Linked DNA regions of Homo sapiens: all the other regions are linked to region 2. Evidence: chromatin loops called from intact Hi-C (ENCODE). Cell type or tissue: IMR-90. All regions are shown on one strand.

Region 1 (8,000 bases), 690 kb after region 2:
TAGCTAGGCCTGGTGGCGGGCGCCTGTAATTCCAATTACTCGGGAGGCTGAGGCAGGAGAATTACTTGAATCCAGGAGGTAGAGGTTGCAGTGAGCCGAGATCGCGTCATTGCACTACAGCCTGGGCGACAGAGTGAGACTCTGTCTCAGAAAGAAAAAAAAAAGGAGACAGTGGTGCAGTTATAGCTCACTGCAGCCTTAAACTCCTGGGCTCAAGTGATCCTCCTGCCTTGGCCTCCCGAAATGCTGGGATTACAGGCATGAACCACCATGCCCAGCCTTAATTTTAAAATGTTAATCTAACTTTAAATTACTTGGGTAAACTGTACTTGGTTATTGTGTTAGGGTTCTCCAGACAAACAGAACCAATAGAATTGGCTTATGAGGTTAGGGAGGCTGAGAAGTCCTATGATATGCCATCTGTAGGCTGGAAAACCAGGACAGTAGATGGTGTGGTGTAGTTCAATCTAAGTCTGAAGGCCCAAGAAACTGAAGCTCTAACATACATCACAGGGTGGAAGATGATGTCCCAGCTCTAGAAGATAGAGGGGATTTGCCCTTCATCTTTTTGTTCTATCCTGGCCGTCAACAGATTGGATGATGCCTGCCCACACTGATGAGGGCACATCTCCTTTACTCAATCTACTGATTCAGATGCTAATCTCTTCTGGAAATACCCTCACAGACATACCCAGAAATAATGTTTTACCGCCTATCTGGGAATCCCTTAGCCCAATCATTTGACACACTATATTAACCATCACCGTAATAATGCATTATCCTTCTTACACATTGCTAGCATTGACCTGCTAATATTCCCTTAGGGATTTTTGAATCTTTGTTCATGAGACAATAGCTTAGTTTTAGTTTTTTTTTGGTGGGGGTGGGGGTGGGGGTGAGGGTGAGGGTGAGGGATGGGATTATACATATTCCAATTTTTTTCTTTCCTTTTTTGTTGAGATGGAGTCTTGTTCTGTCACCCAGACCCACGCAGTGGCATGATATCAGCTCACTGCAAACTCCGCTTCCTAGGTTCAAGCGATTCTTGTGCCTCAGCCTCCCAAGTAGCTGGGATTACAGGTGTGTGCCACCATGCCTGGCTAATTTTCATATTTTTAGTAGAGATGGGGTTTCGCCATGTTGGCCAAGCTGGTCCTGAACTCTTGACCTCAAGTGATCCACATGCCTTGGCCTCCCAAAGTGCTGGGATTACAGGCATGAGCCGCCGTGCCCAGCCCCAATTTATTTTTTATTGTCCGTAGGATCTTAAATCATAAATTTCTCCCACTCTTTTCCCCTTTCACTTCACTATTCAGTCTCCGGACATTTTTATACTCTTCTCAAGAGACAATGCCTTCCTGAGACTGCCACATCGAATCCTGCACACTAAGTCCATTTTTAATATACAGTACTCTGATCCACTCACATTCTTTCACTTTTCATTACTTTTGCACTTAGGATGGCCTTTCTCTTTCTGGGAGTCTCTTTTTAAAAAACTCAATGTTAGGCCCTCCATTTCCCTACTCCCTGCTTTCTTGGACCCACCTTCCTTTCTGCAGAGGTTTACTGTTGAAACTTGAGATAGCTCTGCTGGAATTTGGCTTTTTTGTATTTTTAATTTGAAGTCTGTACTGTTTGTCTTCTAGATATCTCGAAGGCATAGGGTTTTGAGGCTGTATTTATTCTTCTTGTTCATCTGTATGGTTTTTTAAGAGGACATGTGGAAAGATTTGAAGTTAGGTAACTGTCCTTATCTTAGGCTCCCTGTAAGTATTCATCCATCCATTTGGAATTTTTTTTTTTAACCATTCATCCATTGATTTTCCAATTCCCCAAATTGTATCATCTTCTCTCCTGTTTTCTTTGTCCTTATAGGTTTATGCCTTTAAAAAAATCCCTTCATTGGCCAGGCATGGTGGCTCATTCCTGTAATCCCAGCATTTTGGGAGGCCGAAGCAGGCAGATCACCTGAGGCCAGGAGTTCAAGACCAGCCTGGCCAACATGGTGAAACTCTGTCTCTGCTAAAAAAAAAAACCAAAAAACCCCCAAAAAAACAAAAAGTCTGTCCTGCATACACACGGGGTTCACAACCCATGAATACTGTATTTTCTTTTATTTTTGGGGGACAGGGTCTTGCTCTGTCACTTAGGCTGAGTGCAGTGGTGTGATCACACAGCTGGACTTCCTAGGCTTAAGCCTCTCAAGTAGCTGGGACTACAGCTATGCACCACTGTGCCTAGCTAATTTTTGACTTTTTTGTAGAGAAAGAGTCTATGTTTCCCAGGTCAAATACTGTATTTTAGATCTGTATTTGGTTGAAAAAAAATCTGCATATAAGTGGACCTGTACAGTTCAAACCCAAGTTGTTCAAGGATCAACTGTATATGGTAAGAAAATATAAGCTCCAGTATCATTGTGTGAAACAAACAGATTTATTTGATGCTTGGAATGGTGTTATGAACTTGTTTTACAAAAGCAAGGCAGTCTTAATGAAGCACGTAACTAACATGGCTTTGATTGTCCAGTGACTGAGAATCTTACCAGATGAATTAACGCAGGAAGTTTCCAATTCTAATGAAGTGTCTTCAATAAAGTGTAGTATAGTGAATGGATGGTGCTAGTAGGTAAAGGTTCATGTTCATCTCTGTTGTTTTGTTATTCTGGATCTAGAGACAAAAGTACAAACAAGAACCTGGAACAGAGTTTGGCTTCTGTCTTATTATGGATTAGATTCTATTAACCTTGACAAAACCAGAAGGATTAGGTCAACATTTAGATTGTCAAAGTTGACTGGATAAAAGGTTTATTTTATTTTTAGAGACAGAGTCTTGTTCTGTTGCCCAGACTGGAGTACAGTGGTGTGATCATTGTTCACTGCAGCCTCAAACTCCTGGCCTCAAGTGATCCTCCTGCCTTGGCCTCCCAAAGTGCTAGGATTAGAGGCGTGAGCCACCACGACTGGCCCTAGAGATTATAATTATGAAAGAATGTAGGTTTAAAAAATTCAACCTAATATATTATTTGGTTAACTACAAACAGAGATTTATGGCATATAATCATTTGCTAAGGGAAAAACTAAAACAATGTTTGTTTTGAGACAGGGTATTTCTCTGTTACCCAGGTTGGAGTGCAGTGGTGTGATCTTGGCTCAGTGTAGCCTCCACCTGCTGGGCTCAAGCTAGAACTACAGGTGCATGCCACAATGCCTGGCTAATTTTTAAATTTTTTTAGAGACAGGGTCTCTTTATATTGCCCAGACTGGTCTTGAACTCCTGGGCTCAAGCTATTCTCCAGCCTTGGTCTCCCAAAGTGCTATGATTACAGGCATGAGCCACTGTGCCTAGCCTGTAACAATGTTTTTGAGGTAGCTCTAAAGTGAAAGGCAGAATATCTGTTGTTACATATGACAAAAAATAGTCAATTGACATGTATCTTGTGCACACAGGACTACAGAAGAAATTCTGCTCATATGAGAAAGAAACATTGATCAATTTTCTAATTAACAAATACTGTATTCAATCTCTTGTCTACCCAAATAACTTAGCCAAGGATAAGTTCTAATCAGACTCTATGAACTGAGAATTACAAATCAACTGAAGAAAGTAACATCACTTTTTTTATTTGATTCAAACCCATTTTCATATACAAAGCTAATTTATTATGTACAAAATAAATGGACATTCTTAAAAAGTATTAGAATACAAATTTCCAAGGGCCTAAAATAAGTGCAAAATTTTCAATTATCTTTAATCATGCTATACAGAAACAAATCAAGTATTAGCTCATATACACACAATGAATTTTTTAAAAATAGCACTTAATGTAATAAAACAAAACATACATCTTATATATTTAATTTTAAAAGGATGAGGAAGGAAAGAATGTATTGCACCAAACTAACAGTAACTTAACTACAATGAGAATAATCAAAATTATTTATACATCTTTATTAAAAATTGCTCAGCTTTAAAATGTTTTTGGGGGGCATACAAATATCCACTGAGTCACAGTTTGCACAGTCAATAATTAGATATAAATAAGGCATAATATTTTCTTTTTCATGGTCAATTCCAGTAGAATAAGTGAGAAGGAACATTTTAAGATAAATACACAACTTTCTGAATTCCTTCAATATTTAAGTAGCAGCACAATTTCCAAGTACTTTCAAAAAACAAGTCATTCTGAATTTTTAGTTATTACGCTCTGAATTGACTATGTGCATATACATGCATTCAAGTCACTGTCACTCTCTATAACACTGAAATGCTATTGGAGTCCCAGAAAAACTGACAAAAGAGATGAATTAAATATGTTTCATATTTTTATGCCTCAGTAGATTCATTTTTATAGCAATGAATCTGAGAGAAATGGCTATCTAGCCAGATATGATTACTTTTTGCTATATTTTTTGCTCCAAGTCTATAAAAGCAAACAACTGGAGGAATGAAAGCCATACCTGTTAAGAGTTTCTAAATGGAACCAACCAGCCACATAGTTTTCTAAGAAGTTTTCTTATATAAAGCTACTTATAAAATAAGCAGTTTGCCACAAAAAAAGTTTGGTGATGTTCATCAATCACAGTCTTTGAGAGCAGCAAAAAGCAGAATAGGAAAAAAACAGTTTAAAATATAAAAGATCTTTAATAGTAAGATCTACTATAACATGCCATAGTTTTGGAAGAAAAATAGAAATTATTATCATTAAATTGCTAAAAAGTCATCTAAGAAAATCAAAATTCCAAAATTCCAAAAGAATTATTCTTTCCAAAGGAAAAAATAAAGTTATCCTCTTTAATCCCTATATACAAAACAGACGCTGACAGTTTTTCAATTAAGTCTGACTACTGATATCCTACCAGAACCACTTCTTAAAGTGTTTAGTGATTAATATAACTTTCACATTCTGAAGAGTAAAACAATTATGTCGTATACAGACAAGTATCTTTTTCCTTCAAAATAAAGAGAAGCATTTATGAATTTGTAGGTTCATCCCACTAAATTGTAAAACATGTTGCTTAGTGTCAGAATATGTTACCAAAAGAAGACAACCCAAAATAGCATTTTAATGTTGACTAGTACACTGATTACCACAGAATTGCTAGTTTTAATACATCTTAAGTTGAAATATTACCAAAATAAAAATTTTAAAGGTCCAATTGGAATAGGACTTCTTTTAAAAAGTAGCTGAATTGATAAATTTTTAAAAATCCCACCTAAATCCTAATTTTTCTTCATCTTACATTACAATGCTACATTGTAACAGCATTACAAGCCGCTAATCACTCTGTACACTGAAAAATAATTATAAATTAATTTAAATAATGAGACAGCCATTACATAAGTGGAAACACAGACACACATATACCCCTCCACTAACAGTCAAGTTTGAAAAATGAATGGGTAATTTTTTAAATGACAAAATTGTGTTATTACTATTATTGTTATATTTGCAAAATATGTTTCCAAGGAAACATGAAAACCGTACCATGAAAAACAAATATTGAATTAGTAGCTTTCTATTTGTTCTTTTCCTTCTGAATTTTCAGTTCATAAGATTATGGGCATTAAGACAAAGGTAAATATTGTTGAATGTGCCCTTTTACTTATCACTAAAGCCACTGGCTTTACAGGTCCAAATCCTGCAATGTGTTTAGAAATCACTCACGTGTGACAAAGATCAATGAGATAATCACCAAACGAAGGAGATGTGTCTGATGAATTACTATAATCAAATAAGTATCTGATAATACAGCCACTATTAAATGAGATTTTTATACAGAAGAAAATCACGTAACTCCTATACTCTAGGATGGCCTTACATTTCTTAACACAGAAAACTGAATTATTTCCTATTTGGAATTAAACATCTTAAATGTTAATGCGTTCTTCTCTGTTATACCTATAAAAAATTAAAGATTATTTCCATACAGAGGCTGTACCTGCAAAAGTCATTGGAAGTAGTAGATAATTTACCCAATGCTTTTTAATTAGGAAAATTCTATTGATTACAAGCTTCAAGGCTCTAAGAGATCTACTTTTATGTTTTAAATTTAGCATGTTAGTCATGTTTTTTTCTTCTTTAAAATGTTGCCTAATTCAAGTTTGCAAAACGTTCACTGAAAGTCACCAGGAACTAATATTAGCAAACAGATGTACTTTTCTGGAGGCAAATATTAGTTATAATTTTCAAATGTGAACAGTCTAAAGAGAGTTCATGATAAAAATAACTCAATTGAAAGGAGATTTTGTTGTTTTTGTGGCAGGCAAAACAAAGATAATAAAGCCATTCCAAGCAAATTTTAGACAAAATGTCCCTCAGGATAATGATTAAGCCTATTTTCAAATAAGTCTGAATATTGGATCTGGTATATAAAGATAAATGGACAAATTTCTATGCAGAAAAATTTTTAGGATATAACATAATAATCCTCAGACATAATTTTTTAATACCAAGAATATCAAGCAAAGAGATTCATGAAGTCCAAAGCAGTGCCTACATATCTGTATATTTATAAACTCCACAGAGAAGTCTGATCTGTAATATCCATTAAGAACCACTGGCCTAGAAACTGCCAGATTTAAATTTAAAAAAATGTATTTTTGGAGACAGGGTCTAACTCTGCCACCTAGGCTGAAGTGCAGTGGTGCAATCACAGCTTACTGCAGCCTTGATCTCTAGGCTCAAGCAAACCCCTTGCCTCAGCCTCCCGAGCAGCTAGGACTACAGGCGCTTGCCAGCACACAAGGCTAATTTTTTAATGTCTTGTAGAGGTGGAGCCCACTATGCTGCCCAGGCTGGTCTTGAGCTCCTAGGCTCCAGTGATCCTCCTGCCTCAGCCTCCTAAAGTGCTGAGATTATAGGCATGAGCCACCATGCTTGGCCTAGATTTAAACTAAAGAAGGCAGGCTGTGGTCCACATTTTAAATCATATTAAAATGATGACTGATAACACTATATTGTTGCCTAAGGTCATCAAGAAAAATACCACATGACTCTGATAAATACAGGAAAACTCTATAGAACAATGCTCTGGATGGAGTCAAGTTTAAAACAAATAATATGTTGAGCATATACAATATACGAATTCAGCAAAAAGAATATTGAGAATGGATTTTGTTAAAGAGTGATGAAAATGTTTAAGATTGCTCACTTATTGGGGAGAAACAGTTTCAGCTGATGAGAGGAACAATGCGTAGGATAAGCCATGAGTATGGCTGATGATGCAAACAAACAAACAAAAAGGAAACAAACAAACATGTTTCATTTCTTATATCCCAGTCAAAAACTGTATCCTAAAGATAGGTTCAAGAACCTGTTTCCAGAAGACAGGTTTAAATATACATATTTGAAAAGACCAATCTTTACACACACATAACCCCAACAGACACCCATATTACATATATTATTTAATAATATAATATTTATATTTAATATAGTCCTAGGACTTGCATCTTTTCAGTGGAAAGGTGGTAAAGATAATGCTACTCATTTTATAAATATATAAAAGGAGCTAACTTCCTTAAGTTCAATTACAAGATTTCCTCAGTGGTCTCTTTAGTAGTAACAATATAAAATATACATAAAGGCAAAGGTCATATCTCTATCATCATTAAATAAAAATCTGGTATCCAAGTTAACAGTTTCCCCTGACCACTCCTTTTCACACAAAATATAAAATGTCTTAAGATTCAACCGTCAAATCTGAATTCTAATTCTGAGAGCCCACTTATTCTTTTCAGAAGCATAAACTTGATTTTCAATACAAGTACTCTGAAGGATAATTTTAATATGCCCTAAATAGAGAAAAAAAAGAAACCTCATTGGTGTTCCTTGCTAATGACAGAATGAACACTTGGTATTTTTTCTTCTACAAAAGGATGCACTGCACTGTGACCTAAACAAAGTTAACAGATTTTAATTTTGTTATTAACTTAATAACAGACGTGAGCTTCACAGGCTAAAAAGAAAGACTAAACCAACTTGCCAAACTTCATTTTTA
Region 2 (8,000 bases):
ATGTTACCTCCTAGTGAGAAAAACTCCGTTAAAGCTTTCCTTCCTGTCAAACTCCATCCATAACGATGGTGGGAGAGAAGGAAACCGAGTAATTACTTTCCCTCAAATCATTTTCAAATTGCTGTGTTGGATATATTTATTTAGAGTTTCAGTGGCAGTGTTTTTCCTAAATGCCCTCAGAATTTAATGCAATAATATCAGCCTTTCAAAGGCATAAATTACGCAAACCAGATTTTGGAAGTTTCATTTACTGCCTCATCAGTGCATAAAATAGCGAGAACCGTATGCACCTGGAAACTCCACCTGTCTGGTCCAAGGGAGTCAAGGGTAGAATGACATGGGAAAGTTTCCTTCAACAGAGAATAGTACCCTCCAATTGCCCAGAAATTGACACCAACATTGTCAAAGAAACCGTGAAGGGATTCCAAAATATCCAGGGAAATGTCCTGTGTGTACACAGGTCCTGTGAAAACGTCAGTCGCAAGCACAAGGTGGCAGATGCTGCACTCTGATTGGTCAGACGTACTACGCCCAAAGTTAGAGGCCGGCAGTGTGATTGGTGGGTGAGGAGAGCCGAACTTTGGCCAGAGGGAGGGAGGTTAAAACGGAAATAGTGAAAGGGAGCAGAGAAAGGACAAGAGGGACAAAAATAAAGTAAAAGGAGAAGAGAGAGAAAGCAGCAGCAGAAGAAGAGGACTGTGAGAAGAAATGCAATCTTACTAGGGAAAGATTTAATGAGGGGGAATTGGTTTATTGAAAACACCCAGGCTTGTTTTCCTAGGGGCTTCTATGAGAGGACATTTCTGAAACTGAGAATTGATCTCCCCAAGTTGTAAACACTGTCATAGTCCCTGAATGATTTTTGTTTCTTTGTTTTTGGTGTTAATTATTTGTTTTTGCTATTTTCCAGTGCCGCTTGGACTATGATTATCTTAATAATTGTATTTTTAATAAATGTGCCCTTATGTTTTATTTTAAATAAATTGTAAAACTTTCATATCAGTAATTGAATGGAAAGCCAATATTATTTGCCATGAATAAAAGGTAATGACAAAAATAAATAAAACAGAAACAATACCTTAAATTCTATCCAGATCCTAATAACAGAGAAGAGACAGATATAGATCTACATATAGATATATATCCTAGTGTGTTAGGGAGACATTAAATGAGTCTAGGTCTTTAATATAATCTAAAGGAAAAAAAGAGAATCGAAATGAGAAAAAATATTTTCACTTGGTAAGTGAATGTTATTTAATGCCATATCCAAGTAACACCTGAAGTCATTTTTCCTTAGACCTCCAAAAACAGGTGTTACCCATCTCACATTTTAGAAACTGCTGGGTCTATGAGCATTTTATTTCATAGAAAACACCATGCTCTTAATAAATTAAGACATTATTTTCTTAGACCAGCCACCAGTGTTACCAGAATTTAATCTGAGCACCCCTCCAAGAGGCTAATCTCCTCTGGGAGTACTAAGGCTTTATGGGGGCAGGACGAGAACCAGAGTCAGGAAAGGAGCCAACCCGGAAAAATGCTGTCAAGGAGTCACTGGGTCCCTGGATGAGGTCCTCACCACTGCATCTGCCCCTGGCACACACATGGCTTCTGAGCACTTGGAAGTGGCTAGTTTAAACTGAGATGCACAATGTAAAATATGCACCAGATTTTTGAAGACAGTACAAAATTTTTAAATCTCTTATTAATAACTTTATGCTGATTACATATTAAAGCAATTTTTAGATATATTGCATTAAATAAAATATTTAAATTCACTTATTTCTTTTTAACTTTTCAATTATTTTATTTTGAACTAATTTTCAACTTAAAGGAAAAATTGTGTAAGTTCCCACAGTCTTCACCTAGCTTTCCCTTAAGTTAATATCTTACATAACCATAGTACAATGATCAAAACCAATAAATTAACATTGATACATTAGTATAAACTACAAAGTGTACTCAAATTTCACCAATTTTTCCACTGGTGTCCTTTTTTCCCCAGGATCCAACCCAAGATACCACGTTGTATGTAGTTGTCATGTCCCCTTAGTTTCTTCCAATCTATGATGGTTCCTCGGTCTTTGCTTGCATTCATGACCTTGACACTTTTGAAGAGCACTGATCTGTTATCTTGTACCATGTCCCTCAATTTAGGTTTGTGTAGTGTTTTCTCATGATTGGAATGAGTGTGTGCATTTTTGGCAAGAGAAATCACAGACGGAAGTGTCCTTCTCAGATCATTCTATCAAAGGGCTCATGATGTCAATATGTCTTGTTACTAGTGATTTTTACTTTTATTTAATGTGGCTACTACAAAAATTTTAATTACATGTGTGCCTCACATTATAATTCAGTTGGACAGCGCTGGCTGACACCATACTACAGGTAAAATAATAAGCATGTGACTTAAAAGAACATGTTCATAACAAAATATATGGATTTAATCATCGATATTTTCCAGACCCTTTTTATTTCAAAACCTTTTAATACTAATGAACCAAATGTTTATCGAGAGCTTACTCTATGTCAGACTCTTTTCTAAACACTTTGCATGTGCTGAATCATTTAATCCTCACACAACCCGATAAAGTAGATGTTCCTATCATCCCTGCTTTGCAACTGGGGAACCTGAGATGGTAAAGAGGGTTTAAGTGGCGTAAGGCCCTCACACAGCTTGCTAAATGGAAGATCTAGAATTTAAACACAGGAGAATTCCAGAGCCCATGCTTATAACCACTACACTTTTTTTTTTTGAGACGGAGTCTCGCTCTGTCGCCCAGGCTGGAGTGCAGTGGCGCAATCTCGGCTCACTGCAAGCTCCGTCTCCCGGGTTCAAGCCATTCTCCTGCCTCAGCCTCCCTAGTAGCTGGGACTACGGGCGCCCGCCAACACGCCCGACTAATTTTTTGTATTTTTAGTAGAGACGGAGTTTCACCGTAGACAGGATGGTCTCGATTTCCTGACCTCGTGATCCGCCCGCCTCGGCCTCCCAAAGTGCTGGGATTACAGGCGTGAGCCACCGCGCCCGGCACCACTACACTTTTAAAAGTTACATTATCAGTTAATTCAGGGGACCCCAACCCCAGGTACCAGTCTGAGGCCTATTAGGAACCGGGCACACACCAGGAGGTGAGCTGCCTTGAGCTCCGCCTCCTGTCAGATCAGCAGCGGCATTAGATCCCATAGGAGCAGGAACCCTATTGTGAACTGCACGTGCGAGGAATCTAGGTTGTGCGCTCCTTATGAGAATCCAGTGCTTGATGATCTGAGGCAGAACAGTTTCTTCCTAAAACTATCCCTCCTCCAACCCCTTACATTCGTGGAAAATTTGTCTTCCATGAAACCGGTCCCTGGTGCCAAAAAGGTTGGGGACTGCTGAGTTAATTCAAATTCCACAACTCAAGCTTTATCAACTGTAAACTGTTTCAACTTTTCTCTCTTTTCCTGCATGACACAGAGTGGGAGAACTGATGTTTATTAAGTAAGCTTCTATACACTGTGCTAAGAATTTAACACACATTGTCTCATTTAATCCTCATAGCGGTTCCATTTTACAGATAAGAAATCTAAGGCTTGGCCGGGCACGGTGGCTCACGCCTGTAATCCCAGCACTTTGGGAGGCCAAGGCGGATGGATCACCTGAGGTCAAGAGTTCGAGACCAGCCTGGCCAACATGGTGGAACCCCCGTCTCTACTAAAAATACAAAAATTAGCCGGGTGTGGTGGTGAGTGCCTGTAATCCCAGCTACTCAGGAGGCTGAGGCAGGAGAATCGCTTGAATCCGGGAGGTGGAGGTTACAGTGAGCCAAGATCGGGCCACTGCATTCCAGCATGGGCGACAGAGTGAGACTCAGTCTCAAAAAAAAAAAAAAAAAGAAAAAGAAAAAAGAAATCTAAGGCTTAAAAAGTAGCACGTGGCAGAGGCTGGAATCCATTTATTTGACTCCCTATTTTTCCATCATATGCACGTGCTCTCCAATTGGCCCAACTGCTTAAGTGTTTTTATTTACTAATTTTGAAAAATCAGTGCTCTGCTCTGGGGATTCCATCAATCAGCAGCACTTCGGCCTATTTTAGCAAAACATTATCAGTTTTCCTTAAAAAACTGATAATGACCCTGATGTGCCTTTTCAGACACCAAAGGAAGAAAACAGTATCACCTTAGTGCAAATTACAAAATTGGTTAGGTTCCAGGTATGGGAAGCTCGGTCATTTATGTAAGGGATATAAGATAACACTTAATTATTCAGAATGTCTGATAGAGAAAACAGAGCATTTGATCTCCTTGAAGTTAGCCAGCTTAATTCCTTTTACACATAGTACAAATACTTGGTATCCACAGCATGGAAAAATGATTCAAAATGGAACTGCCTGTGGTTGAACACAGAACTTGTTCTGTTCATCGATACTCACTCCAGTCAATGAATGACAGAATCTTCTTCAATAAAAGAGCAGAACTGGGCACCACTTCTTGGAATTGTGCCACCTAAATGGATACAGGCAGAAGTGTGGCCCGGATGGAATATTCCAATGACTCCGGAGACCATGCACAGAAATGCGGTTATTTGTTCACTTGGGTTGCCAAAAAATTTTATAAAAAGTAACAGGATTATTACAATTTACTGAAATATGGAGAAATGTTTCATGAAACTAAACATCCTTGAATAAGGTGGGAGTGCGATATCTCATATTATTATGGATTACAAAGAAAAGAAACCAATTATTTCTACGGGTTTCCTCCTCTGAAATCCCAAGATTCCTTCACCTCAGAGCTTTCTACAGTTCCCAAAGAGGCCAGGAGAGGGTACTGCTGAATCATACTTAATTCCCCAAACCCACAGCTGTGCAAATGCTTTTGTTTCTTTTCTGAAAAAAAATAAAAATAAATCATGAACTGGCCCCATAGGCATGCGTGCAATGCAGTGTAAGGGACAAGGTTTTTTTTTAAATTTTTTAAACAGTTTTATGCACAGGCTTAGAGCAAACGTACTGAATTACCGTACTGCCAACAGTAGCAAGTAAGTCTCAGCAAGAAGAGATGGACAAATTGTCTGATGTGATGATGTCTGCCCCATGAATTGTTCTCTTGAGAGGATTTTGTGTTTGCATTGAAGGAGATGCCTGCCTGGAAAGCTGCATTTTTATTTTTATCGTGTGTGTGTGTGCGTGTGTGTGTGCGTGTGTGTGTGTGTGTGTGTGTATAGCTTTGCTTTAGAAGGAAGGAAGTGAGAGAGTTTCCATGCAGAGATTTGAAAAGGAAACTGATGTCCTTGGAGGATTGCAATAGCCTGCAGAGGGCAAGAAAGTCAGCTGAAATTCATATACATCGTCCTCATCTTGGTCCCATTCCCACTTCCTCTAACTGTAAACACACATCACAGTCATCCTACAAAGCCTACTGAACTAGCAATAGGTCCATGCCCCAGAGAGCAAGATGAGTAACTTTTAAATAAAATATGTATTCCCCTTTACAGGAAAGAAACAAAATGAAGTGGTAATGCCTGCTGAGAGCAAAGCATGACCCCAGCACCTGAAGAGAATGGACAGATGAGATGCAGGCATGTCCCAATTCACAGTGAACTTGGGTTCTAAACGTTCGTTGGCAGGCCTGTGTTTGGAATTGAGAGAATTATGAAGGCTGGGTACAGTCCTAGGACAGCCAAGCACATTCAGTCCATTGGCTGGACTATAACCCTGGCAGGGAAGCAGCCTGCTCTGAGCACCACCTTCATTCATAACCTTCATTTGCTCTCAAAGGAGTGCTTGAAAGTGGGGATTAGCCCCATTTCACAGATGAAGACTGGGATCTAGTCAGCTTGTGTGATGTCGGTGCAAAAGTAATTGTGGTTTTTGCAATTACTTTTGATGGCAATAATAACTTGCTCAAAGTCCAACAGCCAGAAAATGGTGGCGCTCGGCCAATTGATTTCAAATCTTGTGCCCTGTCACTTCACTCACTTATACTCATTGAGGGCTTTCAATGTATCAGGCACTGCTCCAAGTGTGTCACATGGATGATTTCATTACACCCACAATAGGAGTAACAGACAGGTACTCTTATTCCCATTTTACAAATGAGGAAGCGGAAGCACAGAGAGGTTTAGAAAGTTGTCCGTGCTAGGAAGTGATGATGCATGGTTTCAAAACCAGGTCATGGGGCTCCACCACTGTTGCTCTGAACCAAACCAACACCCAGGGATCCTTCCAGACCCTCCACAGGTGCTCAGGCATTGGCAGAGTTACAAATCTTCAGCCCAGAGGCCATAACTGCCAAATGGGAAAGGACAAAGGTTTGCCCTCCCTGTACTGGATATGAGATTGGGTAACACTTGCTTAGAGCCTACGATTTGCCAGGTTCCATGTTTAGTGCTTTATATATATGATATCATTTGGTTCTCACAGTAGTCCTGGGAGAAAGGAATAGTTGTCCTCTTAAGTAGAAAAACTTGTGCCAGAAAACTTACTTACCCTACTCAAGGACATACAGTTAATAAATAGCAGGGCAGGACCAAAATGTAACATCTGTTTAACTTGGAGATATTTCCACGAAATATTGTTAAAGGAGAAAAGCAAAATGCAAAAGTGTGCATACAATATACATATATAAAGAAATACGTTATTATCAGAAAAGTACAGAAGGATACATTTAAGGTTGTTAATCTGGGATATGGGAGAAGGTGGGATAAGGATGTAAAAAGTACATACATCACACATTTATGCATCTGCAAAAACTATGCACGTGTGTAAGTATATGTACATATAAAAAGTTATGAAATTTATGCAAAAGTTATAATAAATAGAAATGAATTAATTTTGACTAATTAATAGACATTTTATGAAATTCAATAGCCATTTCTAATAAAAGTTCTTAGTATACTTTATTGTTATGGGTGTGTCATTTAAATCCTGGATTATTAACAGAAATCAAAAGTAAGCATTACATTGAACATTAAAACTCTGGGCATGTTCACCTTAAAATCAGGAACAAGGCTAGGAATCCAACTATCATTCTCTGTTATTCAACATTACTCTAGAAGTTCTGGTTCATACAACACAAGAAAAGGAAGTATAAGGTGAAAACTTTAGAAAGGAAGACACAAAATTACGCATGCAGATAATAATGTTATTAAAAACATATCTATACACACACTTACATATATCAACACAGCACTGCCTTCATACCACATAGGACCAACCCTGGGTGTGTTAGTTAGGGATCCCTGGAGAAAAAAAACCAATAGGATATATGTAGATATACAAAAGGAGATTTATAATAGGAATTGGCTCACACAGTTATGAAGTCTGCAAAATCTCAGTATGCCATCTGTAAGCTGGACAACCAGGAGAGCTGATGGTATAGTACCAGTTCAAATCTGGAGGCCTGAGGACCAGGGGAACCAATGATATAAGTCCCAGTCTAAGTACAAAGGCCCAAGAACCAGGAGCACTGATGTCTAAGGGCAGAAGAACATAGATGCCCCAGCTCAGAGAGAGCAAATTTGCCTTTCCTTGTTCTCCTCAGGCCCTCAATGGATTGAATGACACCCATCTGCACTGGTGAGGGTGACCTTTCCTATTCAGTCTACCAACCCAAATGCTAATCTCTTCTAGAAACAACCTACAGAGACACCTAGAAATAATGTTTTACCAGCTATCTGGCCATCCCTTAACCCAGTCAAGTTGACACATAAAATTAACCAGTACACTTGGTTATCATTTTTAAATTGGCAAAAATTATTGGTACCGTTTTACCTTCCTTACAACCTACAACCTACTAGTTTCTACCTCCCCAAGTTTAGTGCTATTACATTCCTCCAAACACTAAAATTACCATATTCCTCTTTTTTCTACCCACAATCAAAGCTATTTTCCCCGTAGGTAGAGAAAAAATGACCCTCCCAAACTTTTGCACAAGAAAGTGTGAATAGCCGTTAAGATCCTCTTACTTTCCCAAATGTTTCTGTATATTTGTTTTTTTATTAATAAATTTTATTTTT
Region 3 (8,000 bases), 1.3 Mb after region 2:
AGGATCCCAAGACAGAGGAATTTTTCTTAGTGCAGAACAAAATGAAAAGTCTCCCATGTCTACTTCCTTCTACACAGACACGGCAACCATCTGATTTCTCAATCTTTTCCCCGCCTTTCCCGCCTTTCTATTCCACAAGGCCGCCATTGTCATCCTGGCCCGTTCTCAAGAAAAAACTCTTTTAGACATTGGCCTAAGCAAAGAATTTTGAAATTTATTTGCTCAAAAGCAAATGCAACAAAAATAAACGTAGACAAATGGGGCCTAATTAAACTAAAAAGCTTCTGCACAACAAAGTAAATAATTGGCCAGGTGCAGTGGCTCACGTCTGTAATCCCAGCACTTTGGGAACCTGAGTAGGGAGGATCACTTGAGCCTAGGAGTTCAAGACAAGCCCGGGCAATACAGTGGGACTCTGTCTCTACAAAAAAATTAAAAGATTAGCTGGATGTGGTGGCACATGGCTACAGTTCCAGCTACTTGGGAAGCTGAGGTGGGAGGATAACTTGAGCCCTAGGGAGGTCAACGTTGCAGTGAGCCATGATCACACCACTAAATTCCAGCCTGGACAACAAAGCAAGACCCCGTCAGAAAAGAGAAGAAAAGAAGAGAGGAGAGGGGAGGGGAGGGAGGAGGGGAGTGGAAGAGAGAGAGAGACAACCTACAGAATGGGAGAAAATATTTGCAAACTATACATCTGACAAAGGGTGGATATCCAGAATCTACAAGGCATTCAAACAACTCATCCAGAAAAAAAAAACATCATCAACAAATAGCCCCATTAGAAAGTTGGGAAAGGAAATGAACAGGCATCTTTCTTTTCCTTCCTTCCATCCTTCTTTCCTTCCTTCCTTCTCTCTCTCCCCCCTTCCTTCCTCCCTCCTTCCCTCTCTTCCTCTTTCCCTCCCTTCCTCCCTATTTCTTTCTCTCTCCTTCCTTCCTTCCTCCCTTTCTCTTTCCCTCTTTTCTTCCCCTCTCCCTCTCTCTCTTTCCTTTCAGATAGGGTCTCCTTCTGTCACCCAGACTGGAGTGCAGTGGCACCAACTCAGCGCCTCACTGCAATCTCCGCTTCCCAGGTTCAAGTGATTCTCTTGCCTCAGCCCCCCAAGCAGTTGTGATTACAGGCGCCTGCTGCCACGCCGGCTAATTTTTGCGTTTTTAGTAGAGGAGGTTTCACCATGTTGGCCAGGCTGGTCTTGAACTCCTGACTTCAAGTGATCTTTCTGCTTCAGCCTCCCAAAGTGCTGGGATTACAGGCATGAGCCACCACATCCATCAGCATTTTTCAAAAGAAGACATACATGTGACTAACATGAAAAATAATCAAGAATACTAATTATCAGAGAAATGCACATTAAAACTACAATGATCATACTGGCACTTTGGGAGGATGAGGTGGGAGGATTGCTTGAGACCAGGAGTTCAAGACCAGCCTGGGCAACACAGCAAGAATCCCATCTCCATTAAAAAAAAAACAAAAAACAAAAAAAACAAACACAATGTGTCACCAGTCAGAATAGCTATTATTGAAAAATAAAAAACCAACAGATGTTGGTGATGATGTGGAGAATAGGAACACTTATACGCTGTTGGTGGAAATGTATACTAGTACAACTTCTATGGAAAACAATATGGAGACTTCTCAAAGAACTAAAAATAGAACTACCATTCAACTCAACAATCTCACTACTTGGTATCTACCTAAAAGAAAAAAAATTATACCAATAGATATCTTCACTTGTATGTTTATCTCAGCACTATTCATAATAACAAAGATATGGAATCCATGGACTACTACTCAGCCATAAATAAAAATGAAATCTTATCTTTTGTAGCAACATGGATGCAACTAGACTAGGTCATTATCTTAGGTGAAATAACTCAGAGACAGAAAGTCAGATACAGCATGCTCTCACTTCTGGGTAGAAGCTAAATAATGTGTACACATGGACACAGAAAGTGGAATAATAGACATTGGGTGGGAAGAGGGTAACTGATGAATAATTACTTAATAGGTATAATGTACACTATTTGGGCAATGGGTACATTAAAAGCCCAGTCTTCACCACTATGTAATATATTCGTGTAGCAAAATAGCACCTGTACTGACTAAACCTATTTAAAAAATTAAGTATCAAGAAAGCCAGAGTTGTCTGAGGTTGGTGGCTCACTGATCCTGTAATCCCAGCAGTTTGGGAGGATGAGGTGGGAGGATCACTTGAGCCCAGGAGTTTGAGACCAGCTTGAGCAACAGAGTGGGACCCCCAACTCTACCAAATAAAAACAATAATAAGATGGGTGTGGTGGTGTGTCCGGAATTGGTTCCTTCTGGTGGGTCCTTGGTCTCGCTGATTTCAAGAATGAAGCCGCAGATCCTCGCGCTGAGTGTCACAGCTCTTACAGATGGTGTCCGGAGTTTGTTCCCTCAGATGTTCAGATGTGTCCGGAGTTTTTTGCCTCTGGTGGGTTCGTGATCTCACTGACTTCAGGAGTGAGGCCACAGACCCTAGCAGTGGGTGTTACAGCTCCTAAGGCGGTGCCTCCAGAGTTGTTTGCTCCTTCCAGTGGGTTTGCGGTCTTGCTGACTGCAGGCATGAAGCAGTGAGTATCACAGCTCATAAAGGTAGTGCGGACCCAAAGAGTGAGCAGCAGCACAATTTATTGCCAAGAGCAAAACAAGAGACACTCCACAGGGTGGAAGGACACTGGAGTGGGTTGCCGCTGCTGGCGCAGGTGGCCAGCTTTTATTCCCTTATTTGGCCCTCCCCACATCCTGCTGATTGGTCCATTTTACAGAGTGCTGATTGGTCCATTTTACAGAGTGCTGACTGGTTCATTTTACAGAGTGTTGATTGGTCCATTTTAGAGAGTGCTGATTGGTGCGTTTTTACAGAGTACTGATTGGTGCATTTACAATCCTTTAGCTAGACACAAAAGTTCTCCAAGCGACACAGAAGCCCAGCTGGCTTCACAACTTTCAGTGGCATGCACCTATAGTCCCAGCTACTTGGGAGGATGACGCAGAAGGATTGCTTGAGCCCAGGTGGTCAAGGCTGCAGTGAGCTGTGACCACACCACTGCACTCCAGCCTGAGTGACAGAATGAGACCCTGACCCCTCCAAAAAACAAAAAACCAAAAAGAAAGCCAAAGTCAATAATGGTTTTTTAAAACCCTAAAGCCTAACTTTGCACATAAAAGGCTTTCATGGAACTCTGCTAAACTTTGATAGAATCCTGGCAAATGTTAGGGTTCCATGAAAATGTCTGAATGACTATACAGACACCTCTTCTGATGTCTCAGAAATTATAAATTATATTTTACTGTGGGACGAAAGTGAAGTCATAAGGTAGCAGAGTCATGCTTATTCAGGCCTGGCTTTGGTATTTGCATTGTCCTGGAGAGGAGTTACCAGTAGGCTTTCTGCCAAGCCCAAACCTTCTCAGCCCATGGAAAGCACTGGACTCTTTAAATGGTGTTTACAGAGCCTGTCCTACTAAGTATTCATAATCAGTAAGAAAATGTTGACTGGGCATGGTGGCTCACGCCTATAATCCCAGTACCTTGGGAGGCTGAAGTGGGCAGATCAACTGAGGTCAGGTCTGAGACCAGCCTGGCCAAAATGGTGAAACCCCATCTCTACTAAAAATACAAAAATTAGCTGGGCATGGTGGTGCACGCCTGTAACCCAAGCTACTCGGAAGGCTGAGGCACAAAAAATCACTTGAACCTGGGAGGTGGAGGTTGCAGGTCCTGGGAGCTGAGATCGTGCCACTGCACTCCAGCCTGGGCAACAGAGTGAGACACTGTCTTGAAAAATGAAAAAAAAAATACAAATACAAAAATTAGCCAGGTGTGGTGGCGCACACCTGCAGTCCCAGCTACTGAGGAGGCTGAGGCAGAATTGCTTGAGCCACAGGGAGGCAGAGAGGTTGCAGTGAGCCGAGATGGTGCCACTGCACTCCAGCCTGGGTGACAGAGCTAGACTCTGCCTCAAAAAAAAAAAAAAAAAAAAAAAAAAGGAAAAGAAAAAGAAAAAGAAAAGAAAATGTTATGAACCAAATTCTACAACAGAGATACCTATCCTTTGAAAAGAATGAAGAGGCCCCCAGTTACTAGAACATGAAACGAGAGAGCCACCTAGTGGTCAAGGTGGTGCAGAGACTTGCCCCTGAGCACCAGAGAAATGGTGATTTTAGTGTTTTATTAACATAATTGAAAAAGTAAGGAATAGAAACACTGTAGCAAAAAACAAAAAAGTAAAAGCATTGAAGAAAGACCTATTTTTCAAACTTACCTTCACTCTTTCTGAAACCATGGTGTTGAATGCAGGTAATACTGGTACTCATTTAAAGTTCTCTGTATATATTGCACATTCATATATTCCCTCAGTGCTTATTATTTTGTCCTTTTTAACCTGAAAGATGTGCACAAATCTCACAGAATAACTAAATAAATTGCCTGCAGTTAAATTACTTTCCAGCACATTGAGTGACTCAGATGGACTAAGAAGCCTGGTTAATAGAGGTTAAATGAGAATGCACTTTAAAATAAAAAGACTATTTTGGTATCATAATAGCATTAAATTATATATTGGTACTTCAGGAACAGAAAAAACTGTTAAGACTCCCTCCCTGATGCAAAAGGCTGACAATTTAGTAAGGAAATATATAAGCAGCTTAATAAAGTGTGAAGTAGAGATAGAGTAAGATACGTTTGGGAAGGTACATGGCTACTATATGGTAGGAAACTTGGAATTTGAGGTTGAGTAGGTTGAACCCGGTGTGCTGGTAAGAGCATTGAGAAAGATGACTTGCAGCAAAGTATAAAATTGCTTGGAGAAGGGAGAAACTATATAAAAAAAGGAAGACCAAGGTTACAGTGGGGTTTTGAAACTCAGCTAAGAAAGAGTAGTGGAAGTTAAGACAAGGAGATGTAGTAGTTTTTACTTACTTTATAAAAAAAATTTTACTTTTCTAAAAGTGAGGTGTGACTTCTAGATGGCATCACCAAGTGTCACGGATAAGCCAATTTACTAAAAAAAATTTTTTTTTCTTTTTCTTTCTTTCTTTTCTTTTCTTTCTTTCTTTTCTTTTCTTTCTTTCTTTTTTTTGGGGGGGGGGACAAGGTCTTGCTCTGTCGCCCAGGCTGGAGTGCAGTGGCGCTATCTTGGCTCACTGCAACCTCTGCCTCCCGGGTTTAAGCGATTCTCCTGCCTCAGCCTCACAAGTAGCTGGGAATACAGGCGCATGCCACTATACCCGGTTAATTTTTGTATTTTCAGCAGAAATGGGGTTTCACTATGTGTTGGCCAGGCTAGTCTCAAACTTCTGACCTCAGGTGATCCACTTGCCTCGGCCTCCCAAAATGCTGGGATTACAGGCGTGAGCCACTGCGCCTGGCCAATAAAATGTTTATTTAAAAAAAATAGTAGTTCTGAAGTTCCGCATGACATATAAAGAGAATAATGCATTTCCTTAAATATTTTTTTCCTTAGGAATTTAAGCATATTTTCCATGACATTTTATATAAACGATTGATTAGTTCAATCATCATTGAAAAAGTTGGTAACAAAGGAAAACTTCCCTTTTATCTGTCCCATTTATCACAATTTCAAAAAAAACTTAAATAGGCCGGGCGCAGTGGCTCACGGCTGTAATCCCAGCACTTTGGGAGGCCGAGGTGGGAGGATCACGAGATCAGGAGATCGAGACCATTTTGGCTAACACGGTGAAACCCCATCTCTACTAAAAATACAAAAAAAAAAAAAAAAAAAAATAGCCAGGCATGGTGGCGGATGCCTGTAGTCCTAGCTACTCGGGAGGATGGCGCCACTGCCTTCCAGCCTGGGCGACAGAACAAGACTCTGTCTCAAAAAAAAAAAAAAAAAAAAAAAAAATTAAACATACATACAAATAAGGGATGCTTGTTTCCTTGAATAGGAAATAGTTTTGAGGTTTTGTCACCTTTTCTAAGTAAGTAGACAGGAATGGAACAGCTCCAGGGTTGGAAAGTTAGCTAGTTGAGGACTTGATGGGAAAGGGAAGCACTGGGCAAGAGAAGGGAGCTGTCCTTGGAAGATCACATATCTACAATTGATAGAACCCCCTCTCCATCTTTCCAGCACCCACCATTTCAGGACACATTTTTCCTTTTAAGGCTGCTCTTCATACTCATTTTTTTTTTTTTTTCTGAGATGGAGTTTTTGCTCTTGTTGCCCAGGCTGGAGTACAAGAGGTTGCAGTGGCGCGATCTTGGCTCACTGCAACCTCTGCCTTGCAGGTTCAAGTGATTCTCCTGCCTCAGCCTCCCGAGTAGCTGGGATTACAGGCATGCGCCACCACGCCCGGCTAATTTTGTATTTTTAGTAGAGACGGGGTTTCTCCATGTTGGTCAGTCTGGTCGCAAACTCCCAACCTCAGGTGATCCGCCCACCTCGGCCTCCCAAAGTGCTGGGATTACAGGCGTGAGCCACCGCACCCAGCTTCCATGCTCATTTTACAGTACAGGCACAGGGCCACTTCATCAAAATTTCCTAGTACAAATGCTGTGTGCAACAAGTTGGTCTCATAACACATTCATTTAAAAAGATTGAACTGAATTTCTGAGTGACTTACCCAGGGAAGGCTCAATTCTTGAAGCATTTCTGCAGAGACCATAGGTGAAAGTTGTCTACCTATATTTTCGGAACCAAAAATTTGAACACATGATATAATAACAAGACAATATATAAAAATTTTTCTATTTTTAAAACTTATAAAGGCAGGACCCTTTGTCAGCTGCACATTCCCTGAGATTTTTCATTAACCTCCCTTTCCAAATTAGAACCCTGAAGTTAACAGTCTTTCTCTCTCCAATGCTCATCTTAATGGTTCACTGGGTCCTACTGATTCTCTTTAACCCAGACCCAATCTGCTCCCTCTTCTCTGCCATCACTGACTCTACCTTGGTTTAAGGCTTTCATTATCTCTCACCAGCACCATACCGTTCTATGTATTTCTTTCTTTTTTATTTATTTTTTAATAGAGACAGGGTCTTGCTTTGTTGGCCAGGTTGGTGTTGAACTCTTGGCCTTAAGCAATCTTCCTGCCTTGGCCTCCCAAAGTGCTAGGATTACAGGTGTGAGCCACCAGGCCCGGCCAGGTATATGTATTTCTATGTTTCTCCCTTCCTCTCAATTCATCCTATATACTACCAACTGAGTTACCTATTTTGAAACCCCATTGTTTAAATTCTTCCATGACTTCTAGGTTAAGTTCAAACTCTAAGAACAGCATGCTAACCCTCTGTAATAGCTGTGTGTGTAGTCATCTCTCTCCATCCTTCCATATAACATCTCATATCCTACTCTCATTGAATGTCCTCTCATCCCCCTGAAAAAACTCTACCCTCTCAAGCTTTCTAGGGCTTTGTGGATACTGTAACTCTGCTTAGAGAGTCATTGCTCATCTCTTAATTCTTATTCACATTTTGACAGTCATCATAGTTATCAAAAAGTTACCCAATTCAGCAAGACTGGATTAAGTATCTTTGCCATGTACTCCCACAACATCCTGGGCTTTCACTTCCATAACAATTGAATTTGTACTATAATTTTCTCCAAATCTACTGTGAGCAACTTGAGAGCAGGGCTGTTTATCTCCTAGAATAGTATTTGCCACACATTAGATGTTCAAAAAAATTTTTCTGATGCTCCTTGAAAATAGGACTTACTGGTCACAATGGAAATTGCATTTTATTTGTAGTTTCTCTCATGTCCCCAGTGCAATCCCTCCCCTTCTAATCTATCCTGCATACTTGTCAGTCCAAACCTCGTCACATTGCTTCTATCAAGCTTCTTCCTTCCTCAGAAACTTTGTTCTCCCTACTGTCTATGACAGCAGCCCAAACACTTGGATCTGGCTTTCAAAAATTATACTATCTGTTTGGATCCACTTTGTCTGTTTTATTTCCAGTCCATGTCCTCCCTTACTTCTGGTCACTTCAAATATTGTCTTCACTT
Region 4 (8,000 bases), 1.3 Mb after region 2:
TGGGATGAGAAATATAAACTATTTCTGCGTAAATCCCTTTGAAAGGGTGGACTTCCTCCCCCCCATCACCCCAATAGGTTGAAATTTGATTGCTGAGTCAGATATAATCCATGATACTTTAGCACTCCCCAGATTATTTGGAGGTATTTTGATTTATCAGGATAGATACAGTCATGTCTCATTCTTTCCTTTTTTTTATTTTTTTTTTTTGAGATGGAATTTCGCTTTTGTTGCCCAGACTGGTATGTAATGGTGCAATCTCGGCTCACCACAACCTCCGCCTCCCAGGTTCAAGCGATTCTCCTGCCTCAGCCTCTCGGGCAGCTGGGATTACAGGCATGCACCACCATGCCCAGCTAATTTTGTATTTTTAGTAGAGATGGGGTTTCTCCATGTTGGTCAGGCTGGTCTTGAACTCCCGTCCCCAGGTCTGCCTGCCTCGGCCTCCCAAAGTGCTGGGATTACAGGTGTGAGCCACCGTGCCCAGCCTTTCCTCATTATTTCATGTTCATCTTTAGTAAAGCAGCTATCAGTAGCTTCACTTGCCACCTAAAACTTCCAATATACGTTCTTATAACTGGAGAACTTTCAGTCAGTTTATACATCTAGAGGAATCTTTTTTAATTTTTTATTTTTGAGACAGAGTCTCACTCTGTCACCCAGGCTGGGGTGCAGTGGTGCAATCTCAGCTCACTGCAAACTCTGCCTCCTGGGTTCAAGCATTTCTCCTGCCTCAGCCTCCTGAGTAGCAGGGACTACAGGCACATGCCACCACGTCCGGCTAATTTTTGTATTTCTAGTAGAGATGGGATTTCACCATGTTGGCCAGGATGGTCTTGATCTCCTGACCTTGTGATCCACCCACCTCAGCCTCCCAAAGTGCTGGGATTACAGGCATGAGCTAACATGCCCGGCCATCTAGAGGAATCCTAATGAAAAATTAAAGACTCAAAAAGCTTTATAGTAATAGGAAAATAGTACCTGTTTGTTTTTATTATGATAATATACAAAGAGACACTGAAGCCTCTTCAACAATTCTGAATGTAAGAAAGCAATTTTTAGGTAGAAAGTATCAGAGAAGAGAAAATAAGGAGAAAAAGTAATTAGAAATTGTTTCCTCAAAAAATTAAGTATCAGCTTGGCATTATGCTTATGCCTATAATCCCAGCACTTTGGGAAACTAAGGTGGGAGGATCACTTGAGGCCAGGGGTTCAAGACCATCCTGGGCAACATAGTAAGACCCCATCTCTTTAAAAAAAAAAAAAAAAAAGAGCCAGGCATGGTGGCATGTGTCTGTAGTCCTAGCTACTTGGGAGACAGAGGTGAGAGGATCACTTGAGCCCAGGAGTTTGAGGCTACTGTGAGCCCTGATCATGCCACCGCACTCCATCCTCGGCAACAGAGTGAGACTCTGTCTTTTAAAAAATAAATAGGCTGGGTGCAGTGGCTCACGCCTGTAATCCCAGCACTTTGGGAGGCAGAGGCAGGTGGATCACAAGGTCAGGAGCTGGAGACCATCCTGGCTAACACGGTGAAACCCCATCTCTACTAAAAATACAAAAAATTAGCCGGGCGTGGTGGCACACGCCTATAGTTCCAGCTACTCTGGAGGCTGAGGCAGGAGAATGGTGTGAACCCGGCAGGTGGAGCTTGCAGTGAGCCGAGATGGTGCCACTGCACTCCAGCCTGGGCGACAGAGTGAGACACTGTCTCAAATAAATAAATAAATAAATATCAAACTAGTCAGCTTCTTGTAGCAGAGAGCAGAGGGGAGGGTAGATCTGGAGAGGAAATATGAAATATCCAACAGCCATGAGTAGAAATTGATATGGGAAAGAGGAACAGGAAGATCAGTGATGGCTGACTAGAAACATTGGATGCCAGTTCTCCTCAGAGAGAAGAACCAAAGGTGAATAATCATGGCCCAAGTGGAATACTGATCGAAGAGTGACAGAACCCACAGGAAGAAGTTGGGGCACAGAAAAAAGAGGGAAGCAAGAGTTTGGCAGAGATAATACCCAAGGGACTTGCAGTCCTGTGGAAAGGGTAGGTGGGGATGTTTTTAGCTCATTTCACTCACCCTTGCTGCAGCAGACTGCTGGTTTCCAAACTGTTGAAGAGCCCCTCTACCCTCTTGAATTGGCACCAGTATGAGCAGTGATTTGAGAACTTCTTGCGGGCAGAGCACCAGGTTGCCAGCTCATGCAGGATTGCTCACCCTGCCCGTAGACCCGAGCTGAGGTGGTGGGTGCCATACTGGTTGTGCACCCATTGAGGGCCTCTGTCCTGCCCAAGGAGTCTCAGCCCTTGTGTTGCTGCATTACTGGATCCCCTGTAAACATTCCCTTGCACCTCCTCAGGCTGTAGCAACCACAAAGGGCCAGTGGGATCCAGGGGGAGCTGTGGCGTTGCTGGAGGTGTAACCCTCAGGGCAAACTGTCCATAGGGGAAGGGAGTGTACACCGTGCCAAAGCACCCCTTGGGACAAAGGAGACGAGAGTACAGGGTCTCCTGTGCCTGAGAGCTCCCTGCTTGCGCACTGAAGGTGACTGTGCCCCTTGCAGCAGAGGCAGGTGTGGTGCTGGAGGAGTGTGTTTCAACCCCAGTGGGCAGGCAGCATTGGTGCTCAAGAAGGGACACAGAGAGGGGGACTTCTCCCCTACAATCATTGCTGTGTACATAGCCAGGCTGTTCCTGTGGGGGGTTGGCACAGGTGTGCCTATGGATGGTCAATGCAGGGCTATTAGGGGTGGGTGCACCCCAACTGGCAGTGTTCCCACCACCCCAGGCCCGGCTTGCATGAAGAGTAGGGCCCCTCTCCCTCTCTACATGGAGCAACAGTTTTCCTGCAGTAGAGATCAACGAAGCCACAAAGTTGTCTGTGTTCAGCTGAGGGAAGAGGTTCCCACGGGAAGCCGTTTCAGTGGAGGGCTCTGGGACAGGCATTTCTGTGGCCCTCAGCTATATTGCAGCCTAGAGACAAACGACATTGCCTATTTCAGGGTCACAAAGCCTCGGGACAGGGGTGTGATTGGGAGGCAGATGGCATTCCTTCTTGGTCAGGACATAGAGCTGGTGCAGCCCTCTCTGCCTGTGATGGAAACCTCAGCGCTTTTCACCACAAGCCCCCGACCAGCCTCATCAGGGTTTGTGCTTCCACTGTCATTGGGGTATCCGAAGGTGAGCTTAGCAGTCCAGCTGCACCCAGCTTCGTCTTCCTTTCCTGGGGTAAGTAGAGAACTCAGGGCACCCAGCATTCCACAGATCAGTCCACCCACAGATCAGCCCACCGCCTGAGACAACAGACAGCCCCTCCCAGTAAACAAAGATTAAGCACGCACACACCCTGGGCATCTGGCTCTTACCCGTATTCGCCACCTGCTGGTCTAGAGACGGAACTGCACAACCCAATACAAAACCTTTTGACCGAAGTGCACAGCGCTATGAACCAGGTAAGCTTCCTGAGACCTCCACAGTCTCAGCTCTGCAGAAGGTAGTGAGCCTGCTAATATGCCCAGCACAGTGTTACTACAACCAGCACTTGAGAAAGCCACTGCACAAAGGCTAACTATAACCAAGGAATTCATACAGAACTTTGGCACCCTGACAGCACCCAGAATTGAAGCCAAACAACCATTCACAACATACATTACAGTCACACCCTTGAAGGGGATAATTCTTTTAAAAGTCCCATGCAATGAAAAGTAAATTCAAAAACAAGTAGTGAGAGATTCTCCAGATGAGAAAGAACCAATGTAAGAAGTCTGACAGTATGAGAAAACAGAGTATTTCAACAACCTAAAAAGATTACATTAGCTCTCCAGCAAAAGATACTAACCAAAATGAAAATTCTGAAATTACAGACAAAGAATTTTCAAAATATATATTGTAAGGAAGTTCAATGAGATCCAAGAAAAGGTGAAAAAAACAACATGAAAAAATTAGAGAAACAATACAGGATATGAATGAAAAATTTACAAAAAAGAAGAAAATTTACTAAAAAGATAGATATTTTAAAAAAACAGAACTTCTGCAAATGAAAAATGTATTATAGGAATTACAAAACACAGTTGAAAGACTTAGAAATAGACTAGACCAAGCAGAAGAAAGAAATTTAGCAGAAGAAGACAGGTCTTTTAATTTAACCCAGTCAGACAAAAATAAAGAAAAAAGAATTTTTAAAAATGAGCAAAGCCTTCAAGAAATATGGGAATATGTAAAGTGGCCAATCCTATAAATCATAGGTATTCCTAAGAGAGAATAAGAAAAAGTAAAAATCTTTTGTTTGTTTTTTTTTTTGAGATGGAGTCTCACTCTGTCACACAGGTTGGAGTGCAATGGCATAATCTCGGCTCACTGCAATCTCCACATCCTGGGTTCAAGCCATTCTCATACCTCAGCCTCCTAAATAGCTGGGATTATAGGCATGCACCACCACACCTGGCTAATTTTTGGATTTTTTTTTTGAGATGGAGTCTCACACTGTCGCCTGGGTTGCAGTGCAGTGGCCCAATCAGGGCTCACTGCAACCTCCACCTCCCAGGTTGAAGTGATTCTCCTGCCTTAGCCTCCCGAGTAGCTGGGACAACAGGCTCCCGCCACCAGCCTGGCTTTTTTTTTTTTTTTTTTTTTTTTTTTGTATTTTTAGTAGAGACGGAGGTTCACTATGTTGGCCAGGCTGGTCTCAAATGCCTGACCTTGTATCCACCTGCCTTGGCCTCCCAAAGTGCTGGGATAACAGCCGTGAGCCACTGCGCCTGGCCAATGTGTGTACACCCACCATCACATTAGAACTAACATCCCGCTAGAATATTACGATTAATATCACAGGGTGTACACACATGGTGTACACTCACTGTGACATTAGAAATAACATCCTCCTAGAATATTACGATTAATATCACAGGGTGTACACACACGGCGTACACCCACTGTGACATTAGGTGTAACATCCCCCTAAAATATTACAAATAATATCACAGGTTGTACACACATCGTGTAACCCACTGTGAAATGAGCAGTAACATTTCCCTAGGATATTACAAATAATATCACTGGTGGTTTACCCACATGGGGTACACCCCCTGTGACATTAGAAGTAACATCACTTTAGGATATTACAAATAATATCATAGGGGGTGTGCACACATGATGGACATACCCTGTGACATTAGGAATAACATCCCCCTGGGAGGCTGAGGCAAGAGAATTACTTGAAACCGGAAGGCAGAGGTTGCAGTGAGCTGAGATCGCGCCACTGCACTCCAGCCTGGGTGGAAGAGCAAAACTCCGTCAAAAAATAAAAAAATAAAAAAAGGAATAACATCCCCCTAGGATGTTATGAATAATATGACAGGGGGTCTCAATCTCCTGACCTTGTGATCCGCCCTCCTTGGCCTCCCAAAGGGGATGTTACTTCTAATGTCACAGGAGTTGTACACCATGTGTGTACACCTTCTGTGATATTCTTTGTAATACCCTAGGGAGATGTTACTTATAAGGTCACAGGGTGTGTACCCCATGTGTGTAAACCGCCAGTGCTATTCGTAATATTCTATGGGGATGTCACTCCTGTGACATTAGAAGTAACATCACTTTAAGATATTACAAATAATATCACAAGGGTGTGCACACACGGTGGACATCCCCTGTGACATTAGAAATAACATTCCCCTAGAATAGTATGCATAATATCACAAGGAGTGTACACATCCCCTGTGACATTAGGGGTAACATCCCTCTAGAATATTACGAATAATATCACAGGGCATGTACCCACATGGTGTACACCTCCTGTGATATTAGGAGTAACATCTCACTAGAATATGACAAATAATATGACAGGTGGTGTACACACACGGTGTACACACCCTGTGACATTAGAAGTAACATCCACCTAGGATATTACAAACAGTATCACAGGGGGTGTACATAGATGGTACCATATGTGTAAACCTCCTGTGACAGTAAGAGAAACATCTTCCTAGCATATTACGAATAATATCACAGGGCATGTACACACATGGTATACAATCCCTGTGACATTAGAAGTAACATCCCCTTTGGGAGGCCAAGGCGGGCGGATCACAAGGTCAGGAGATTGAGACCATCCTGACTAACATGGTGAAACCCTGTCTCTACTAAAAATACAGAAAAAAAATTAGCCAGGCATGGTGGCAGGTGCCTGTAGTCCCAGCTACTTGGGAGGCTGAGGAAGGAGAACGGTGTGAACCAAGGAGGCGGAGCTTGCAGTGAGCCGACATCGTGCCACTGCACTCCAGCCTGGACGACGAAGCGAGACTCCGTCTCAAAAAAAAAAAAAAAAAAAAAAAAAGAAGTAGCGTCCCTTTAAAATGTTAGGAATAATGTCACAGGTGGTGTACGCACATGTTGTACACCTTAAGTTACATTAAGATTAACATCTTCCTAGGATGTTATGAATAATATCACAGGGCTTGTACACACATGGTGTACACGCCCCGTGACATTACGAGTTAACATCCCTGTAGGATATTAGGAATGATATCACCCCCTGTGGTGTACACACATGGTGTACAACCCGTTTCATAGGAGTGACATCCACCAAAATATTAGGGATAATATCCCCTAGCATATTACGAATAATATCACAAGGGTTGTAAACACATTATACAACTCGTGAGACATTAAAGGTAAAATCCCCAGAGGTTTTTATGAATAACATAACACGGAGGTGTACACACATAGTACATATCTTAAGTTACATTAGTAGTAACATCCCCAAGGATGTTATGAATAATATTACAGGGTGTGTACACATATGGTGTACACCTTAAGTTACATTAGGAGTAATATCCCCTTAGGATATTATGAATATTATCATAGGAGGTATACACACATGGTGTACACTCCCTGTAACATTAAAAGTAACATTCCACTAGGATATTACAAATAATATCACAGGGGGTGTACACACATGGAGTATTTCCCCTGTGACATTAAGAGTAACATTCCCCTAGGATATTACAAATAACATCACAGGGTGTGCACCTTCTCTGACATTAGAATTAACAACCCCCTAGGATATTAGGAAGAATATCACAGGGTGTACACCCTCTGTGACATTAGGAGTAACATCCCTCTGTGATATTAGGAGTAATATCACAGGGTGTACACTCCTTGTGATATTAGGAGTAATATCCCCCTATGATATTATGAATAATATCATAAGGTGTGCAGCACCTGTGACATTACGAGTAACATTCCCTTAGGATATTATGAATAATATCACAGTGTGTACACCCCCTGTGAGATGAGGAGTAACATCTTTTTAGGATATTATGAATAATATCACAAGTTGTAAACCCCCTGTGACATTAGGACTAATATCCCCGTAAGATATTATGAATAATACCACAGGAAGTACACCCCCTGTGACATTAGGAGTAACATCCCAGTATGATACTATGAATAATATAACAGGGTGTAGACCCATTGTGACATTCGTAGTAACATTCCCCTAGGATATTACGAATAATATCACAAGCGTACACCTTCTGTGACATTAGGAGTAATATTTTTCTAGTATATTATGAATAATATCACAGTGTGTACACCCCTTGTGACATTAGGAGTAACATCCTCCTAGGATGTTATTTATAATATTACATGGTGTACACATTAGGAGTAACATCCCCCTAGGATATTACGAATAGTATCACAGGGTGTGTAGGTGATCCACCCACCTTGGCCTCCCAAAGTGCTGGGATTACAGGTGTCAGCCAGCACACCCAGCTGTAAAAATCTTTTAAAACCTATTTGAGGAAATAATTCAGGAAAATTTCCCCAGTCTTGCTAGAGACTTAGACATAAAGAAAGACTGAGAGGTTAAAGAAAGCTCAGAGAACAACATGCCTTGTTGAACTTTGCAAGACAAATCTCAACTAGTCATATTGCCATCAGACTATCCAAAGTCACTAGGAAGGAAAAAAATTTTAAAAGCAGCAAGAGAGAAGCATCT

Evidence for each region. A loop is a pair of places that touch in the nucleus more often than their neighbours do. Peaks named below come from ENCODE experiments on the same cell type or tissue, not always from the same donor. Only the 100,000 strongest peaks of a DNase experiment are listed, where the experiment ranks them.
Region 1: it touches region 2 in a loop (15-fold over the local background); 18 of 110 quality-filtered maps call a loop at or near these places.
Region 3: it touches region 2 in a loop (26-fold over the local background); 14 of 110 quality-filtered maps call a loop at or near these places.
Region 4: a loop joins it to region 2, with 15 times the contacts of the local background. A loop is called at or near these places in 14 of 110 quality-filtered maps.

What each region holds. Positions count from the first base shown.
Region 1 is chr2:203,220,790-203,228,789 of GRCh38, reverse strand. It overlaps NBEAL1 (neurobeachin like 1), which reads right to left. Exons shown (of 56, transcript NM_001378026.1): 56 at 3,596-8,000. Among named protein-coding and RNA genes, the nearest start is that of CYP20A1, 14 kb to the left of the region's middle. In IMR-90, a CTCF peak has its summit at 3,174 (motif pointing left); no DNase peak of the experiment used is centred here.
Region 2 is chr2:203,906,669-203,914,668 of GRCh38, reverse strand. No RefSeq gene overlaps it. Among named protein-coding and RNA genes, the nearest start is that of ICOS, 26 kb to the left of the region's middle. In IMR-90, a CTCF peak has its summit at 4,800 (motif pointing right); DNase peaks (open chromatin) are centred at 4,838 and 5,348; H3K4me3 peaks cover 339 bases; H3K27ac peaks cover 671 bases.
Region 3 is chr2:202,570,169-202,578,168 of GRCh38, reverse strand. No RefSeq gene overlaps it. Among named protein-coding and RNA genes, the nearest start is that of FAM117B, 61 kb to the left of the region's middle. RefSeq lists an enhancer at 562-1,466. In IMR-90, a CTCF peak has its summit at 4,147 (motif pointing left); a DNase peak (open chromatin) is centred at 4,118.
Region 4 is chr2:202,584,199-202,592,198 of GRCh38, reverse strand. No RefSeq gene overlaps it. Among named protein-coding and RNA genes, the nearest start is that of FAM117B, 47 kb to the left of the region's middle. In IMR-90, a CTCF peak has its summit at 3,388 (motif pointing left); a DNase peak (open chromatin) is centred at 3,358.